Linked DNA regions of Homo sapiens: region 2 is linked to region 1. A link is an interaction called in ENCODE POLR2A ChIA-PET data of the cell type or tissue named here. Cell type or tissue: Caco-2. All regions are shown on one strand.

Region 1 (2,500 bases):
CAGGCCAGCGGGAGGGGCGGGCTGGGGCTCAGGCAGGGACTGAAGCCGCTGGCCGTAGGTGGAATTTCTTCCCATCTCCAGATTCCTAACTCCGTCACATCTGCAAAGTCCCTTTTGCCATGTAGGTTAACACATTTGCAGGTTTGCGGGATCAGGACATGGACATCTTTGGGTCATTATCTGGCTCACCGCAGCCCCAGAGGGCCTACTGCCCTTCCATTTGTTCATTCACTCATTTCTTTCTTCCTTCCTTCCTTCCTTCCTTCCTTCCTTCCTTCCTTCCTTCCTTTCTTTCTTTCTTTCTTTCTTTCTTTCTTCTTTCTTTCTTTTTCTCTTTTCTTTCTTTCGTTCTTTCTTTTTTCTTTCTTTCTTTCTTTCTTTCTTTCTTCTTTCTTTCTTTTTCTCTTTCTTTCTTTCTTTCATTCTTTTCTTTCCTTTCTTTCTTTTGAAATGGAGTCTCGCTCTATTGCCCAGGCTGGAGTGCAGTGGCGCGATCTCGGCTCACTGCAACCTCCGCCTACCGGGTTCAAGCGATTCTCCTGCCTCAGCCTCCCGAGCAGCTGGCGTTACAAACGTGAGCCACCACGCCTGGCTAGTTTTTGTATTTTTAGCAGAGACGGGATTTCACCATGTTGGCCAGGCTGGTTTCAAACTCCTGGCCTCAAGCGATCTGCCCTCCTCGACCTCCCAAAGTGCTGGGATTACGGGCGTGAGCCACCGCGCCCGGCCTCATTCACTCATTTCTTTTCCCAGGGTCCACCTACCCAGGCTAGGCCTGCTGTGCTGAGGACACCGAGGGAGGCAGACCGTGGCCCTGCCCACCATAATTAAGTGTTGGAGGCCACTGTCTAGGGGTAGAAGCAGCCACAGAAACATAGAGATACAGAGAAACAGGTGACTCAGTGAGGTCAGGGCACAGGACCTTTATGACATGTGGGGAGGGTGAGGTCTGAGAATGGAGGAGGGAAAGACCGGCTGTGTGGAGGGAAGGGGGTGCCTGTGGGGCCTCGCCCCTGGAGCCCTGGGACCCTCCTGCGCTAGGGGTGCAGAGTCCACAGCGAGGGACAGTGCACAGTTAGGCAGGCTCTATGCAGTCAGTTTTACTCCAACCCTTTGTTGGCAAGAGGGGAGGGAATCGGTTATATTAAAACAAACACAGACAGAGCAGGGAGTGCGAAGGCCACGTTCATAAGGTTCCTTCAGTAAACAACAAAGACCTGGAGAACTGTCGAGTGAGCCTCTAGTTCAGTTCCTTGACCCGCCTTTTCCCTCCCCACTTTCTCCTGTATCCCACCAGCTCCTCTTGCAATGAGGCACTGCTGTGGGTTTGAGAAGCGCTGAACGGCCCAGAGCTCAGCCTGGACTAGAAAGACTCAGGTGCGCCAGGCGTAGTGGCTCACGCCTGTAATCCCAGCACTTTAGGAGGCCGAGGCAGGCGGATCACCTAAGGTTGGGAGTTCAACACCAGGCTGACCAACATGGAGAAACCCTGTTTCTACTAAAAATACAAAATTAGCCGGGCGTGGTGGCACATGCCTGTAATCCCAGCTACTCAGGAGGCTGAGGCAGGAGAACTGCTTGAACGTGGGAGGGGGAGGTTGCAGTGAGCCGGGATCGCGCCATTGCACTCCAGCCTGGGCAACAAGAGCACAATTCCATCTCAGAAAAAAAAAGAAAAAAGAAAAAAAGGAAGGCTCAGGTGCTCCTTCATTCAACCACAGTCACAGAGATGCCCAGCCAGGTTCTTCCTGCCAACATGCACGTCTGAGGCAGGGACCTGGCCGAGGGCTGGCTGGTCAATAAAAGGCCCCTCCCTTCACGGCCTTCCCTGTCCCCACCTCCTAACCTCTGGTTTTCACCAGCTTCCTCTAGCTTCTTTTCAACACAGCTTTCACTGCTGGCGGCCTCTGTGTCTTTGATATCCCGCTAGGTGCCGGGCTCTCTGCTCAGCAGTGCGGATGCAAGAGGAAACCAGGGTGGCCCATCAAAGCAGCCCCTGGGTTTGAATCCTGGCCCCACCACTTAAAGCGGAGTGCGGGAAGTTTCCTTTCCTCGTCTGTCAAATTAGGGTATTTCCCCACCCTCACACCTGGCTTAAGGCACTCATCTTCAGCTCAGGAGGAATCCTGCTCACAGTTACAAAGGCTCAGTTACTCAACCTCCTGCTGCAATAGATCACACCCTCCACTTCAAGAACAGTCCCCAGAAAAGCAGCCACTGTGACTGCCGGGTTCACCACAGCGTCGCCAGTGTCTCTCACCGGGTCTGGCACGCGGCAGGGGCACAATAAATACCCCCCCTTCATTCCTTCAGCTTATGCATATTAATCATCAGACAAGTGCTAAGACTTAGGCATATCTTTTCTCATTTTCCAGCTGAGCAAAGTGAGACTCAGAGAGGTCAAGTGGCTTGCCCATAGTCACACAGCAAGTAAGTGACTAAGCTGATATTTAGAACTAGTTCTTCCACCAGACTTTTTCCACTTGACCCAAAGTGTCAA
Region 2 (2,500 bases), 510 kb after region 1:
AAGTGTTTCTTGCTGGCTGGTTCTGGAAATTTGTCATTCTCTGTCCTCTATCTTCCTGTTAAAAACTTCAGCTGAATTAAATTTAAAGGAGTTTAATTGAGCAATAAACAATTCGTGAATTGGGCAGCCCCCAGAATCACAGCAGATTCAGAAAGACTCCAGGGGTGCCTCATGGGCAGAACAAATTTATAGACAAAAAAAAAAGTGACATACAGAAATCAGAACTGAGGTACAGAAACAGCTGGATTGGTTACAGATTGGCGATTGCCTTATTTGAACACAGTTTGAACGCTCAGCAGCGTATGAGTTGTTGAAGTTTATCTGCTGGGATTGGCCAAAACTCAGTGATTGTTACAGACGCATACTCCTAAGTTAGGTTTTCAATCCTGTCTACCTATTAAGTTAGGTTGTAGTTCATCCACAAGGACTCAAATATGGAAGTACAGAGTCCTTCTCAGGCCATATTTAGTTTGCTTTGACATCCCCATTGAGATGACTCAACTATTCGGCTAAGGGCTGTAGACAGTGAAGAAATGTGACTAATTGCTGGATACTGTAGTATATTGAGTGTGCAAGAGCATTATATCTAAAAAACAATGTACATACTGCAATTTAAAATGCTTTGCTGCTTAAAAAAAATAATGCTAACAGTCATGTGAGCCTTCAAGTTGTCATCTTTTTGCTGCTGGGGGTTCTTGCCATGATGTTGATAGCTGCTGACTGAGCGGAGTGGTGGTTGTTGAAGGCTGGGGTTGTGTTGAAGGCTGTGGCAATTTTGTGATTGGCCACCAATGGAGTTTGCTGCATCAATGGACTCATCCTTTCATGAAATTTTTATTGGTAGCATGCAATGTTATTTGATAGCATTTCTTTCCAAATTGAAGTTAATCTTCTTAAACCCTGCTGCTGCTTTGTCAACTAAGTTGATTTAATATTCTTCATCCTTTGTTGTTATTTCAACATGTTCACAGCATCTTTACCAGGAGTAGATTCTATCTCAAGAAACCACTTTCTTTGCTCCTCTGTAAGAAGCAGCTCCTCACCTGTTCAAGTTTTATCATGAGATTGCAGCAATTCAGTCACATCTTCAGGCCGTACTTCTAATTCTAGTTTTCTTTCTATTTCCACTACATCTGCAGTTCCTTCCTCCCCTGAAGTCTTGAATCCCTCAAAGTCATCCATAAGAGTTGTAATTGACATCTTCCAAACCCTGTTAGTGTTGATGTTTTGACCTCCTTCCATGAATCGCAAATGTTCTGAATGATATCTAGAGTAGTGAACCCTTTCTAGAAGGTTTTCAATTTACTTGGCTCAGATCCATCAGAAGAATCACTGTCTATGACAGCTATAGCCTTAGGAAATGTGTTTCTTAAATAACAAGTCTTGAAAGCAGGAATTTCTCCTTGATCCAAGGGCTGCATAATAACTGTTATGTTCACAGACATGAAAACGACATTAATCTTGTGTATCTTCATCAGAGCTCTTGGGTGACCAGGTACATTGGCAATAAGCAGTAATATATTGAAAGAAATATATTTTCTGAGCATTATATCTCAACAGTGAACTTAAAATATTCCTAAACCATGCTGTAAACAGATGTGCTGTCAGCCTTTACTGATCCATTTCCAAAACACAGGCAGAGTAGATTTAGCATAATTTTTGTATTAGTCTGTTTTCATGCTGCTGATAAAGACATACCCAAGTCTGGGCAATTTACAAAAGAAAGAGGTTTAATTGGACTTGCAGTTCCACGTGGCTGGGGAAGCCTCACAATCATGGTGGAGGGCAAGGAGGAGCAAGTCCCATCTTACATGGTTGGCAGCAGGCAAAGAGAGAATGAGGAAGGCGCAAAAGCAGAAACCCCTGATAAAACCATCAGATCTTGTGAGACTTATTCACTACCAAGAGAATAGTATGGAGGAAACTGTCCCCATGATTCGATTATCTCCCACTAGGTCCCTCCCACAACACATGGGAATTATGGGAGTATAATTCAAGATGAGATTTGGGTCGGGACACAGAGCCAAACTGTATCTTTTTTTTTTTTTTTTTTTGAGATGGAGTCTCACTCTGTCACCCAGTGCCACGATCTCGGCTCACTGCAAGCTCCACCTCCTGGGTTCACCCCATTCTCCTGCCTCAGCCTCCCGAGTAGCTGGGACTACAGGTGCCCACCACCACGCCCAGCTAATGTTTTGTATTTTTAATAGAGACGGGGTTTCACCGTGTTAGCCAGGATGGTCTCGATCTCCTGAACTCGTGATCCACCTGCCTCGGCCTCCCAAAGTGCTGGGATGACAGGCGTGAGCCAACGCACCTGGCCAACTGTATCAATACTTAAGGGGCTTAGGGTTCTTTGGAATTGTAAATGAGCATTGGTTTCAATTTAAAGTTACCAGTGGCATTAGCCCCTAACGAGAGATTCTGCCTGTGCTTTGAAGCATTGCAGCTTCAAATAAAAGGCATCTTCTTCCGATAAAAAGGCTATTTTGTCTACATT

The links. Peaks named below come from ENCODE experiments on the same cell type or tissue, not always from the same donor. Only the 100,000 strongest peaks of a DNase experiment are listed, where the experiment ranks them.
Region 2: POLR2A ChIA-PET joins it to region 1 with 5 read pairs; 2 of 35 experiments call an interaction of 5 or more read pairs at or near these places.

Annotation. Positions count from the first base shown.
Region 1 is chr22:36,433,807-36,436,306 of GRCh38, forward strand. No RefSeq gene overlaps it. Among named protein-coding and RNA genes, the nearest start is that of MYH9-DT, 46 kb to the left of the region's middle. RefSeq lists enhancers at 1,839-1,968, 1,990-2,500. In Caco-2, no CTCF peak of the experiment used is centred here; DNase peaks (open chromatin) are centred at 1,025 and 1,865.
Region 2 is chr22:36,943,787-36,946,286 of GRCh38, forward strand. No RefSeq gene overlaps it. Among named protein-coding and RNA genes, the nearest start is that of LL22NC01-81G9.3, 20 kb to the right of the region's middle. In Caco-2, no CTCF peak of the experiment used is centred here; no DNase peak of the experiment used is centred here.